Linked DNA regions of Homo sapiens: region 2 is linked to region 1. A link is a loop called in an ENCODE intact Hi-C map of the cell type or tissue named here. Cell type or tissue: Caco-2. All regions are shown on one strand. Each heading gives the region's core, and the rest is flanking DNA. Links, peaks and the distances in the headings are about the cores only. Region 1 overlaps LOC105375409 (a long non-coding RNA gene). Region 2 overlaps PON3 (paraoxonase 3).

The links. A loop is a pair of places that touch in the nucleus more often than their neighbours do. Peaks named below come from ENCODE experiments on the same cell type or tissue, not always from the same donor. Only the 100,000 strongest peaks of a DNase experiment are listed, where the experiment ranks them.
Region 2: a loop joins it to region 1, with 6 times the contacts of the local background. A loop is called at or near these places in 4 of 110 quality-filtered maps.

Annotation. Positions count from the first base shown.
Region 1 is chr7:95,686,376-95,694,047 of GRCh38, reverse strand. The region is part of intron 2 of LOC105375409 (a long non-coding RNA gene); the gene reads right to left. Among named protein-coding and RNA genes, the nearest start is that of DYNC1I1, 82 kb to the left of the region's middle. In Caco-2, for the core only: a CTCF peak has its summit at 3,341 (motif pointing right); no DNase peak of the experiment used is centred there.
Region 2 is chr7:95,353,845-95,361,516 of GRCh38, reverse strand. It overlaps PON3 (paraoxonase 3), which reads left to right. Exons shown (of 9, transcript NM_000940.3): 9 at 1,386-1,645. The coding sequence ends at 1,544. Among named protein-coding and RNA genes, the nearest start is that of PON1, 33 kb to the right of the region's middle. In Caco-2, for the core only: a CTCF peak has its summit at 3,779; no DNase peak of the experiment used is centred there.

The DNA.
Region 1 (7,672 bases), core at 1,793-5,792:
CATTTGATTACACAAATGGCAGCATATTATACAGACTATTCTGTACTTTGTTTTTTTACGTAAAAATATACACTAGAGATTTCTATATCAGTGCATAAAAAGTTTCTTTATATTTTTACACAACTGCATAGGATTCCGTTGTATGAATGTACAACAATTCATTTAGATAGTTCCCTGTTGATGAGCATTTAGGTTGATTTCAAGGTGCTTGCTACTTTCTGTTTACCAACTCCATTAACATAATATCAATATAATAAACCTATGAGTCAAACACTCTGATTATTACCAGGTCCCTGTGACTCATTAAAATAATCACTCCCGTTTTATCTCTGATGGTAAAGCAGAGCCACTTGGCATCTACCATTCTAGGATCTTATTATTCCCATGAAATCAGACCCTATTCCAGGGCAACATATCTATCATTATCACGTGCCTACTAAATCTGGCTTTTAAGATAGAACTTTTTAAGGCACTTTTTAATAAATAAAGGATGATGAATAAAATATCTTCTGATCTCTCTTGCTAGTTATAATTGGGTGTGGGAGGTGGCTATGCAACCTGTATATATAGAGATCCACTCAACATTTCCATATTCACAAGTCTTTGAACTCTGCTACGTACAGCTTACTCGAAAAATTCCAGCCTCATAGCCTCATTAGCTGTAGGTCACCAGTGCCCAGGCTTCAGTTAATCACAGCCAGGTGCTCCAGCCAACACATTAAACTATGAATCCTCTGTGAGCAACTCTATCTATAAATGTGGCCAGATATCATCTTATGTTTCATCTAACACACTTAGAAGCATTGCCTTTGTATGCTCCCTAGACCCCTACCAATACAAGGGGACAAGATGTCTCAACTCATTCAGTATGTTTTTTATCTCCTCTCAGAGCCAGCCTCACACTCTCCCTTTGGGCTTTGCTGGTATTTAACTCTTACCGTGGGTCTGGAGGTAAATGAGGGTTGGCGAGGCTGTGTTGGGGAGGATTGATTCCCCTTGTGAGAGAACTGCTCTAGGTTAAGTCAACAAAAGAAATTTATGTAAAGGAAATCAAAATCCCTTGGGAAAGGGGGAAAAGGGATGGGCTTCTTACCTAGGCAAGGAAGATTCAGGGAGATTTCAGGGTTCAAGACTCACAGTCTTGCATGGTTAACCAACTGTTTCTACTCCAAGTCTCAGAATCCCACTCCTTATTAACTAGTGCCTTCATTGGCACATGACACCTGGAGATGTTGAACATCTAAATGCTGCTTCTTCTCTGCATCACATACAGTCAGTCCTTGGGCCTAATATTTAGTTGTCTGCACTCTACAAATAAGAATTATTTTAATATCACCATTGAGGCTTTTTGATTCTCTCCTCGTTCTCTACATTGGAAGTTCAAGTCTTCAGGCTTTTATTTCCTTTCTCTAGCTCTCCAAGGTCATTAGGAGTAGCCAGATGACAAACTGCAATGACCACATGTTGCCATAGCTATTAAGAGCTATAGTCATTTGATCATGCCTTGCCATTCACTTCTACTGCATCCCAAACCAATGATAACCTGAGTAATTATAATATTGCTGCATACTACAGAGTACACTAGAGGATACTGTGTGCTGCATTCAGTAGAGGTCAGCCTCCTGGACCAAATGCATGGCAGAAAAAGACCAAACACATGGCAGAAAAGAATGGAAATGAGGCAGGGAGGCCAAGGGAGAATAACCGGCCTACTGGTCTTTCTCTTGTGCAAGGATGTATGCACAATAAATTCATAGAAGTGGACTTTTTGGATGAAAGGGTAGATGCATTTGTAATTTTTATAGAATTTTCAAACTTCCCCCCGTAAGGGTTCTATTATAGCAGGTTATACTTCCTCCAATCCTGTGTGTGACTGCCTTCTGCCCCACAGCTTGTCCACCGTGTGTTACCAAATGTTCTGGACTTTTATCAATATGAGAAGTGAAAAATGTTATCTGTGTAGTTTCAGCTTGCATTTCTTTTTTCTATGATGGGGTATGACAGCTTTCATATAAATCCAGTTACAAGTGGTAGAAAATGCAGCTCAATTGGTTTAAGAATAGAAATAAATATTCAGATAAAATAAAGTCAGTAGGTGCATTTGGAGACATGCCTCAATCCAAGAACCCAAAGATCTCATCAAACCTGGCTCTGCTCCAATCTCTGTCTCTGTTTCTCTCTCTCTGTCTTTCTCCCCACCTTCCCCACCTCCAGGCAGTACCAGGCTTTCATTCTCATAGCTTCAACTTGGGCAGAAAGTCCTAGGCCTGACTCTAACTGACTTCAATTTTCTCATGTACCTATCCCTGAACCATCACTATAAAGTGGGGAGGGACAGCTCTGTTTGTCCAGGCCTGAGTCACAGGAACAGCACATCCTTCTACCTGTACGTACATGTTCAGAAGTGCCCGTGTCAATACAGTGCAGCTACGCTACTCACAGTAAAAACTGTGCTCATCCACATCTCAGAGGGAGGTGAGGTGAACAACTCCAAACTCGTAAGTAAACTTGTTGTCACTCTAAGTCCAGAATCTTTGGGTGATGAATATTTTTCTTGGTCCTAATGTGGCTTCTCATAGTCCAGCAAACTATGATTAAATGAAAACCGTAATTCACATTACACACTTAACAGGGAGAGATGATCACAATTGAAGTAAAGGCTTTCATTTGGCTTTCCAGAGTTGAGGTGAGCTATTTTGTCATATGACTTTAGCCACCCTGGAAGTTTCTCTCCTGTCCTTTATCCTCCATGGCCCATTTAAAGTGAGGACTTTCAGAAGGATGCCCCTTCCATGGACTGCATCTGTTCAACATCTCATTTCCTGAGTGAGTGGGTTTAGGGGCCTGGAATTGCCTCAGGGATTGAGCAATTGAAGGCTACTGTTTGTCAGGTTAGGGTTTCTCTGGCTAAGAAACTCCCTTCAAAAGTTAAGAGACAACAGTCCTTTAAGGTGAGTTTTATTGCCCTCATTTTATAGGTGTAGCCTCTAAGCTCAGTCATGTTATGTGGTTTTTGCCTAAATCCACAAAGCTGGGGAGTGACAAAGCCAATATATGTTACCAGAGTCTACTTTTACCTCTCTATTCCACACTGATTCTCTGTGTGTGCCTTATATAAAAATAGTTTTGTTTGCAATGTCTCCATTATTTTTAGTAAAACTTTTACATCTAGCAACTCTAAGGGGAAAATTCATGCTCAATACCTGCCCTCTCCATGCTCCGCTGATTTCCTCTGCTAGTAAGAAAACAATTAAAAAACAACAACAACAAAAAAAAAAAAACAGGAAAAATTCTCACTTTGTCCTGCAGGTGCCACCCTCATCACAGAACATCTATTTCCAGCTTTATAGCACAGATCTCTCAGGGCTGCAATAGACCAGATATTCATAGAAAATGGAAGAAGCTGGTTCATTCAACTTATGCATTTCACTGCCTGGATCAGTAAGATTGGTGTATTTTTTTTTTTTTCACTGCCTGTTGTTTCACTGACTCTTCCGCCCCACAAAAAAAGCACCAAGAAACAAGCTGAAACATTTCCGTTTGTCCTGTAGGTGCCACTGTAACCCTGGGATATTTCTTTACAGATCTGCAACTGGTTCTCTCAAGGCTGGAAAGGATTAGAAATTCTAGAAGATGGAGTCTAGTCTACACACAATTCAAACTAAGGACCCCTCACACCCCGCCCCTGGGTTTAGAGTTCCATAGCTCCAACACAGAAGTGAAATCGTTTCCCCTGGAATCTTTTCACTGCCTGTTTTTTAACTGTTCTTTAGCTTGTAGGTCCTAATGAGAAAATTTAAAAATTTATATTCATTTAGTTTTTGAATAAGTAATGTTTTCATATGGCTCAAAAACAAATTAAAATGATAAAAAGAATATGCTAAAAAATTTCCCTTTTACCTATTACATATCAAAGGTTAGCAAAGTTATTAGTTTCTTTTATACTTCCAGAGACCATTTTATGCACATACAAGCAAATACTTTAAAAGCAACTTTTTATTTTGCATGATAATGTACTATAACACCTTTTTTTCTGTGTCTTAATTATTCCATATAATACTATATCTTGGAAATCCTGTATATCAGTACATAAAAATTCCTCTTTGCCCCCACCTCTCTAGCTTTGAAGTATTCCCAGTTTATGGATACACCAAAATTTATTTACCCAGTTCTCTATTGATGAACATGTAAGTTGATTGTTTTGCCATTTAAAATAATACTGAAATGAGAAGTTTTGTATAGGGTCCATTTTGCATGTGTGTCAATATACCTAAATATATCTGAGAATTCCTGCTGAATTTCTCTGCCAGTCAGAAAAAAATAATGAAAAAACAGAAAAATTCTCACTTTGTCGTGCATCTGAGGATACATGTATTTGTCATGTTTACGGGCATTTTCAAATTGCCCTTCACAGGGCTTGTACCAGCTTGTGCTCCTGGCAGCCATGTAAAAATTGTCTATTTCCCAAAAGCTTGGCCAACACAGTATGTTTTGAATTTTTGCCAATCAATCTGAGAGTTAAAAAAAAAAGTTGTATCAATTATTTTCTTATTATTATGAGTTTGAGCATCTTTTGGTTTAAGAGCCATTTGATTTAGAACTGTTTTGATTGCAAGCAATAGAAAGCCGCAGTCTACCTGGCTCAAGCAAGATGTTTATTTTCTCATCACTGAAAAGCCTAGATGGAGAATGTCCAATGGGCCTTACTCCAAAGGCTTAAATGTCACCCCCGACTGTGATTTCTCTTTCGCACTCTCGCTCTCATTCTCTCAATCTCACTCTCACTCTCACTCTCACTCCAGCTCCCTCTGTCTTGGCCCTGTCCTTAGACAGGCTCCTTTCCCCTTCATTCTCGCAGCTCCAATCTCAGCAGAGAGATCTTGCTTGCCCTGAGTCTCTCTGACCTGAATTGAACAGGATGCAGTGTTCTGACTGGCCAGGCCTGAGTCATACAACCACTTCTGGAGCCGGGGATAGAGCCAAAATCACTCAAACTAGGTGAATTGAGAGATGTGAGAGGCATGGATTCCAGGTGTCCAACAGAAGATCAAAGTGACATTAAATGTAGAAAGACAACTAAGCGCTGGCTTGGCTAACAACAGAGGTTTTAGCTGTAATTCACACCTTCAACAACACACTGTCCCTTCTACTCTCACATATCCCTTCAAAAACGCCAGTGCCTACCTAATGAAGCCATAATTAGATACCATGGAAAGTGCACTTTCCTCTTCTCAGAGGGAGACCACACAAAGACTTATCTAGTTATAGCTCCAAGTCCAGGATTTCTGGGTGATTCTTCTTAGTCAGGCCCTGGTGTGGTGGTTCCTTCTGGCTCAGCAAACTATGGCTCCAATATAACCACAAATGCAATACATGAAGGGACAGAGAAAGAATAGGATAATTATCAAAAAAATCATCCATTTGATAAGGAAGAGAATGGGAAGCAGCAAAAAGTGTAGCAATTCCTGGTGCGTAGCAATTCCCATGATGTGTAGGACTGGAAACACAAAGTATCCTGACCTGGAGGTGATGTGAGCTCCTTAGCCAATCTGGCTGCCCTGATGAGTTCTCCACAAGGATCTCCTTGTCCCTTATCTTCCGTGGCCCTGACGAACTCTGGGTGATGTAGCCCACAGGTTTGGAGGCCTCCTCTGTGGACTACATCTCTTTAGCAGCTCACTTCCTGCTGGGATAGGTTTGGGGCATTTAGGATTGTCTTAAGGGTTGAGTACTCACAGGCCTTTGTTTGCCAGGTTTGGAGTTTCTCTGGTAAAATAAGTCTCTTAAAACACTGAGGCATTAACCTGTAATATAGACAGCATATTTCACATATTTCAAGTAGACACTATAACTCAGAAATGTTAAGTTCCTTTACCTAAAGCCATACAACAGGGGTATAACAAAGAGCAGGTGACAAAGCCACGATGTTTGTAATCACGGGTGTTTAGCTCTAAGGTCTAAGCTTCTAATATACTGGTATAAAAATTATGTTTGCAGTAACTAGCAACTGTAACGTCACCTCCTTATCTCTGTCCTCCTAAACTTTGACTCCCCCTGCTCCACAAAAAAAGCACCAAGAAACAAGCTGAAACATTTCCGTTTGTCCTGTAGGTGCCACTGTAACCCTGGGATATTTCTTGATCAGCTCTGCAACTGGTTCCCTCAAGGCTGGAAAGGATTAGAAATTCTAGAAGATGGAGTCTAGTCTACACACAATTCAAACTAAGGACCCCTCACATCCCACCCCTGGGTTTAGAGTTCCACAGCTCCAACATAGAAGTGAAATCTTTTCCCCTGGAATCTTATTTCATTTTTGAATCGGTTGTGCAGTTACAGGGTTCAAAAATTAAAATGTGCAAAAACGTCTTCATTGAAAAAGAATCCCTTTATCTCTGTCCCTTTTCTACCAAGTTCCTCTACGTAGCCTTTGCCATGCTATTCCACTTTTTGTATATTCTTCCAGAGATTTTAGTGCACATGCAACTAAACATGAACATAGATTCCTTCTCCCACCCCTTTAAGCATAAATTACAGCAAGTTCTTCATATTCTTTCCCTGTATTTTTCTAAACAGCTATATATTATAGAGAACTTTCCATTATCAGTTTCTAAAATTTTTTTTATTCCTTTTAATGGATTCAGAGTTTTCCACCATGTAAATGAAATCACTTCTCCAGTGATGAACGTTTGATGCTTATTGTTTATTCTTTGGAACAATGCTGAATAGCCTTGTACATGCCTCATTTCACAGGATTGAGTATATATCTGTGGGACAAATTACACAAAAGCATAATTGCTGGGTCGAAAGATACATATATTTGCATCTTAACAAATATGTTTAATTTGCCTGCTTCAGGAGTTGTTAAACTGCTCATCAGTAAAATATGAGAAGGCCTATTTCTCCACAGCTTGGCCAATATAATGTGTTATCAATTTTAATTTAACTTTTTGCCGATATAATAGGTAGAAAATGTCATCTCATTTTTAATTTCTACTTTTATTATGAGTGAGGATGAGCGGCTTTTAGTATGCACCATTAGATATTGTTAGAAGTTTTTTTCAATTACAAGTAAATCACCTCAATCTAGCTTTAGAAAAAGAAAGTTATTGTCCTTACAACAGAAAAATCAGAGGTAAATTCAGGGCTTCCAATATGCCATCAAAGTATTCAAAGAATGCCATTGAAGTGTGCACGTCCTTTCTCTCCTCTCTCCCTTCACTCTTTCTCTCTCCTGCTCCCTCTGCCCAGGCATTCTCCATTCACTTGCTGGACTGGGAAGCTTCTAGATTGCATCCTCATAGCTCCTTCCTTGGGCTGTATTTCTTTAGCATCTCATTTCCTATTGATGCAGGTTTGGGGTTGTCTCTGACATTGAGCAATCACAGGAACATTTTGGCGGCAAGGTTGGTATTCCGTAAGTGACACAATTCACTTAAAATTTATTAGCCAAACTGTGATAGGGTAGATATTATCATCCACAATTTACAAGGGTAGAAACTATAGCTTTTAATAAACATAAGTGCCTTTGCCTAAAGCTACCCAGACAGTAAATTATAGGAACAGGATTTGTATCCAGCTGTATCTGATGGTAAATCTATGATGATGGTCAAAACACTTGTCCAACAACTCCAATAGAAAACCAATCATTACACCTCTATCCATACGCCACCTC
Region 2 (7,672 bases), core at 1,377-5,376, 330 kb after region 1:
GTAAAGGGGATCAGGATTACTATATGCAGCAGGATGAGCAGGTCCTACTACTAAAGTCAGAGATCAGAGTAGGCCTCATTGAGAAAGTACAATTTGAAAAAAATTAAAATGTGTGAATCCACATTTGGTGATTTGAGAAACTGAAATTCAAATTCAAACCCAGTAATTGGCCTAGTGGGTAAATTAGGACATACAGTTATTTCTACTTCCAGTATTGCTGTCTTTCAGTTAAAAATATGATTATTTCTTTTTTTATTAATGTATTAGTCACAGCTTCTTAAAAAGAACACAAGAAATGTAAAAAGAAACAAAAGTCCAACCTAAGCCTAGAACCAGAATTGTTACCCTAAACTAGGAAGCAATCCTTGCCTCAGATATGTACCCCTAAGAGTGATAGACAAAACTTTCCTTTAAAAGCCCAACCACAATGTCTGTCTTAAGGAAATGAAATATGATACATAGGATTATTGGAGAATTGTTTAGGATCTTTTTCGTATCTCTATTTTCAAGTTGAATTATTTTTAAAATTTTAGATAAGACTTTTTGTCACAATTACTGACACCCTTTAATTTTGGTTGAATCTCATGTTTTGTACATGAAATCAAAGCTTAAGTATTTTTGTCTAACAAACCTGAGATGAAGGATCTCCCTTAAGATAAAAAAAAGAACAAACTCTGTTCTAATAAGAGATATCAATATAGACTCGTAACTCATAAATTTCTAATTGTTTTCCTTTAATTCCAAAATAAAAATTTTATTTTATTTTGTTTGAGTGAACTTCATCCAGCCTATTTGGAAGCCTGAGTGCTTAAATATACACTGATTAGCAAAGTTAAGTGTATTAATCCTGGGATCAATAACAGTACTAGGCAGTGATGTGTCAAATGAAATTCCAAAGTAGTATCCATTATTTATGCTTTCTAGCAACTTTGCAGATGTGAAGGGGCTCCAGCTGTGATGACTGCCATCCCATCAGTTACCATGTTGGGTTGGCTGGATAACTGGGTGTTTCTTCATTATTTTGTCTTGTTTCTCTCCCCATACTGTAATCTCAAAGGCAAGATTCTTCCCACAGAGGGAGGACCACCATCCACTTGAGAACTAAATAAGAGCATCTTAACTCCTTCTGTAAGGGATGCCTGCACTAAAAAAATTGTGTAAGTCATCCCTGAGGAATTTGGCTAATGTCAGAAAGCCAGTTCACTTTGGTGCATAGATATCTATGACATTAGTACTTTCATCAGAAGAAGAACAATTTATTGAAGATATACAGATTTTAGCTTCTGATTTCTGAAAAATAGATTTATCCTAGAATGTTTGGGAAGGACATCATGAAACAGGTGTTTACTCACATAATATACTAATAAACGATCTTTTCTCGACAGGTACTTCGCATCCAGAATGTTTTGTCTGAGAAGCCCAGGGTGAGCACCGTGTATGCCAACAATGGCTCTGTGCTTCAGGGCACCTCTGTGGCTTCTGTGTACCATGGGAAAATTCTCATAGGCACCGTATTTCACAAAACTCTGTACTGTGAGCTCTAGACTCTAGATAGTAAAAAAAAAAAAAAAAAGTCTACATATTTTGTAAAAGTAAACTGATAATTGTATGATAAGTGGCACTGTAAGTAAATAGCAAACACCAACCAGTGAGTGTGGCTTTTCTTATGGATAGAAGTAAAGGAGCAGACAGAGATTCCTTGATAGCCATCAAATTGCAAGTCAGGTTAATGACAGTCCAACAAGAAGCCAAACTTTACGGATCTTTGTTAGCAGCCCCAATGTTCTTTCTACAATAAAACATGTGGACTATGTCCAGTGAGGTCTCCGACTCACCTAGAGGTCCTTGGTAACTGGGTCCAAGTTTCCTCCTACAGTTTTGACGTTCTGGGTCTCCTACAGTCCAGACCAAGAGAAAAGCTAATGTTCAAGTATTTACAACCCCTGTTCTCTCCCCGCAGTTGTGCTGGGCACAGACAGTTAATTAAGTGTACCAGTCTGCAGATAAAGAATTAGCATCATGTGATTGCCCAAAGCCCTTAGAACTTGCATTCTCCCAGGGTACCGACACATAGGAAATTGGGTTCTGAGAAATCTGACAGTTGGGCCTCAGAGGCTACCTTAGGGCAGGGAGTGCTTATCTCTAATAGGCCCTTATTTGTATTGATGCTTGTATCTGAAATACAGTTGGCCCTCTGTAACTGTGAGTTCTACATCTATGGATTCAACCAACCAGAGATTGAAAATATTTGGAAAAAAATGGATGGTTGCATCCGTACTGAACATGTACAGACTTTTTTTGGTCATTAATCCCTAAACAACACAGTATAACACATATTTACATAATATTTAGATGATATTAGGTATTATAAGTGATCTAGAGAGTACCTACATAGGGGAATGAACATAGGTTATATGCAAATACTATGCCATTTTATATCAGGGACTTGAGCATCCGTGGATGTTGGTATCCATCAGAGTCCAGGAATCAATCCTCCATGGTTATTGAGGGACAACTGTTTTGCTAACCTACTGGGCTCTGAATCTTAGATGAAGCCTTAAGGCAGTTATCTTTGACTGCCTTTATCTTACCCTTCTGGTTTATTCAATAAACAGTTATTAAGCAACCTCCAGTAAATTTGGCCCTAAGGAATCTGAAATGAGTAGAATGGTTCTGGCCTAATGTCCTATCTTGAAGACCAACCTTAAACTTAATTTGATGAGAATGAATAGAAGTGTCCTTTTTTGGTCCCAAACCAGTACAACCTTTAGCAAACAAACCATTAATTAAAGTCAGAGCACCCAAGCACCTCCCTTCCCTTTTTGTGACTTTTATTCGGGAGTGGTTGGTTGATGCTTTTTCTCTTTTGGGGAGACCATTTTATATGCAAAAGAACATTGCTCAGTTTTATGTAGGTTTGCTGAAAAGTTTTGCAGGGTAAAATTCTCCTTTTTTCCAGTGTAACCCATTGTGATTTTGACTATAAGACTTTGTAGTTTTCATTGCTTCAAAGAGGAATAAACATTCAGCAGAATGCTATAGTCAGTTATTAGATTTTAAATTTCAAAAGCCTAGCTATCAAGAGAACACAGAATAAAAAAGACATTAAAGACATAATTTAAGAAAATAAGTAGAGTCAGTTTTGAAGAATATAATAGTCTTTGTTTTAGTCCCTAGCCCTCATACTTACTATATTATAATGTTTACCAGACTAGGGGAGAATAAAGAGAGATAGGAAAAGACAAAGATAATTTAGATGCTGGTAAGTTCCTGAGAATTGATCCTGCTCTGCCTTCTCCTCAGGCCAAGTTAGAAAGGCTGGGGGATAAAACTTTCCTCAGGAAATTTGGGTGATCTGATTGCTGAGGGACTAATGTGTCCTTTCCCTGGGAGGGCCTGGGAAAGTCACAAAGCCTTAGGGATTCTCTGTGCTCAGCCTGATGAAAAAACAGAGAAGAAATGCTAGTGTGATTTACTGGGGATGGCATCACACCTACACTTGAACTTGGCACAGAAGCAAATTCCCACGTGCCCAGAGGGGTATGGGGGTTAGCAGAGAAAGAACTGATAGACTTAAAAAGGTCTTGCTGTCAGGAAAAAGAAAATAAGTAGTCATCTGATTCAAATGAAGACCGAAGTTTAGACGGTGACATCAAAGACCAGCTGTCTCCCATGATGCTTTAGCTCTCCCTGCTGGATTTTAGAGAAAACTCCCAGGATTGGGAGGGGGCTTTGGAATTGCCTTATATATTGATTTGTGCTTCCAAACAATGTGTGGGGAGTCAAAAACAAAATTACATGAGGCTGTGGAAAAAATAAGTTCTGTTACACTTCATGGTTTTAGCTTTTTCAGAATTGGAACAGGATAGAGTGGAAAGAACTTAGTCTTTTGCTAATGGACATGTGATTAGTATCTTTTATTCCTTGTTCTGTGGCTAAGACCAATGGACTATTAAGTTGGTTTTCTCCTGGAAATGCCAGTGGAAGATCCAGCATAATCTCTTTTACACTTCACCCCTGCTCTTGCTCCAAGTAGGTCAGTCTCAACCTTCAGCTACTGGGATCCCCTCACTCAGTGTGTCCTCTCTTTGGGAGAGGCCTTGGCAAAGTGGTTGAAGCTTGGATTCCTCCTGGAGTAGGCAATTTACCCATTCTTTCCAAAGGATAGGGTTGTTGATTGTCCCATTATCATCCTCTCTTTGCCTTGTCATCTCCCTTCAATAAGTTTTTTCTCCCCTTCATAGGGAGGCACAGGTTTACCAACAGGCCTGCAGCCTAGACAGTTATCTCAACCAATTTTCCCTTTGCATAAGCACCCCCAATCTTTATGTGATTATCTTGAGCCTCTTCACTCACTTGGCTTGGGAAGGAGAAGAATCGCTCCTCACAATAAATGCTGCATTTTGATAATTCATTCTCTTCTCTTCCCTAGTCTTTCTGCTTAATTATCAGAGACATGAATTGGGAATACAAGGGTGAGGGTTAGAGGTAGATGAACTCTTCCAGGAGCCACAAGCAAGCTTTGGTTGTGATATTTGACTTCAAGTATTTTCAGCAATTTTCAGAATGTGGGGTACTTGGTGCTTTGTTGTTTTTATCTTTGAGCCCTTCGATGCTGATTCTATAATCACAGAAAAATTCTCATTCTGTATTCCTTTGGCATCAAACAGGTTTTAGTTTCAGGTAGCAGAAACCACTCTATCTAGTTTTTGGGGAAAGTGATCAAATGCAGGAACTAATGCTTCACAAAATGCTGGGGTATTTCCTTTGCGTTTGGAAATAAGACAAAGATTCTCTATTTTACCATGACTGTTGTTTAACATAGGATTGGAAGTCCTGACCAATGCTATAAGATAAGAAAAAGAAATAGGCTGGGCACAGTGGCTGACACTTGTAATCCCAGCACTTTGGGAGGCTAAAGAGGGCAGATTGCTTAAGTCTAGGAGTTCCACACCAGTCTGGGCAACATGGCAAAATCCCATCTCTACTAAAAATACAAAAAATTAACCAGCATGGTGGCACATTCTTGTAGTCCCAGCTACTTGGGAGGCTGAGGTGTGAGGATCACTTGATCCCAGAAGGTCAAGGCTGCAGTGAGCTGTGATCACACCACTGCACTCCAGTCTGGGCAACAGAGAGAGACCCTCACTCAAAAAACAAAAGAAAAATAAATTAGAACTGTAAGAATTGTAAGGGTAGAAATAGAACTATTATTGTTTGTAGATTACATAATCATCTACTTGAAAATAAAACAATAGAACCAAGAGATATACCATTAGGATACTCAACAGTGTTGCCTGATACAAGCTAAATAATAACATTTAATAGCAATGACAATTATGAATTTGAATCATAGAGAAGATAGCACTCACAATAGCAAGAAAATCTATACAGCATCTAAGAAATAAATATGTTAACTGGCCGGGCACGGTGGCTCACGCCTGTAATCCCAACACTTTGGGAGGCCGAGGCGGGTGGATCACGAGGTCAGGAGATCGAGACCATCCTGGCTAACACGGTGAAACCCCGTCTCTACTAAATATACAAAAAATTAGCTGGGCGTAGTGGCAGGCGACTGTATTCCCAGCTACTCGGGAGGCTGAGGCAGGAGAATGGCGGGAACCCAGGGGGCAGAGCTTGCAGTGAGCCAAGATCGCGCCATTGCACTCCAGCCGGGGTGACAGAGCGAGACTCCGTCTCAAAAAAAAAAAAAAGTTAACCAAGAGTACACAAGACCTCTGTGGAGAAAATGTTCAAACTCTAATAAAAGGTCTAGAAAATATTTTGAATATGTAGATACATATTCTAGGCTCCTGGATAAGGTGAACTTATAAGGATATAAATTCTCTCCAAATTAATCAGTAAATTCAAAGTCTAGTAGAATTCTTTTAAATAAATGACATAAACTTATTTATATCTTAAAGGGACAACTTTGATTTCTAGCAATACAACAGGCTAAATAATTCAGAACAAAACAGCCTAATATAAACAACAAAAGATAATAGAGAAAATATTTTTGAAAGCATCAAATATCACACAAGATAATATAGAATCAGCAAATCATAATTTAAAGGAAAGCAGAAATCCAGAAAGGTAAGCAGGATTGAATTCGGTCTTGTCCTGAGGGCATCCTAACTGATTGATCTTGTGCTTTGGGTTTTAATGTCTCAGAGGGCAAGGGGAACAGAAGCCAAATCACAGTTCATCCTAAAATGAGGAGTCTAATAAGGGACCAACACCTATAAAACCAAAACCCTCTGACCCCAAAGGGCTAAATATTCCTCTAAGGTTGAAATAAATATAAATCTGTTCAATATTTCGACTCCCAGAAACCTAAAAAGAAAATTGTCTTGGGACTGAGAAAAGTAAAATAAATACATTTAATATTGCTGATTAATTTAATATTGATGAAATAAATTCAAGATTGTTGTTGATATCCATCTGCTTATCATCACTCAGATTTTGAGCCAAATTCCCACTGATTGAACGGAAAAAAAAAAAAAACTCAAGCTGTAAATTTAGTATAAAGTCATACCATATTTGTAGTATATTTACTCACCTGGCAGAAACAAACACATATCCTCTCTGGATTTTATCCTAGATCTTAAGAAACCTAACAAATAATTATCTAAGCAATGAGCAACAAATCATAGTAAATAAATAAATAAATAAATAACCAAAGAAACAGAGCAGGAGAAACAAAAGCCAGCAGAAACAAGTGATGGCAGAAACAGACTTGCAGAGACCCCAAATACAGAAATGATCAAATAGAGGCTCAATAACTATACTTACAGAGTTTAAAGAAATAAAAGACAATTTTAAACCCAGGGTACAGTAAATTGTATAAAAAAATTGCAACAGATTTGAAAAATATAAAATTGAACTTTCAGAAATGAAAATCTAGTAATAGAAATTTAAAACTTAATGAGTAGCCAGGAAACATTTTATTATTGAGGTATAGCAGCTTAAAAATTGTTCACATATACATTTATAAAGGGTCTCACAATCTGAGGGAAACATTTTCCACTTTTTAATTTCAAAGCACACAAAAAGTGTTACTCCATTGGAAAGGCTATGAGGATGACTTCTAATCTTCGGGACTCAAATGCCTCGGGATAGTCACTCAAAGCCTTTTTTTTTTTTTTTTTTTTTTTTTTTTTTTGAGACAGGATTTCTCTCTGTCACCCAGGCTGGAGTGCAATGGCATGATCATGGCTCACTGCAGCTTTGACCTCCTGGGCTTAAGCAATCCCCCTACCTGAGCAGCTGGGACTGCAGGCGTGCACCACCACACCCAGTTAATTTTTTTTTTTTAATAGATAGGGTTTCCCCACATTGCCCAGGCTAGTCTCAAACCCCTGGGTTCAAGCAATCTACTTGCCTCAGCCTCCCAAAGTGCTGGGATTACAGGCATCAGCCACTGCACCTGGCCCCACACAAAGCCTCTAAATACACCCTCTTAAGGTAGATGACTGGTGAGGTCATGTAGGTTGCAAATAAAGACAGGCCAAAACATGCTCAGGCTCAGATAAAGTTATGGGTTATGTGATACATGTGGCTAATTATTGGAAAGGGGGAAAGGGACCTGAATTCATTCTTAAGTTTTTGAGGTCAGTTTTTCGGAAACAGTGTGGGGTTGTGTCAAGGACATTAGGGAGCAAAAAAAAAAAAG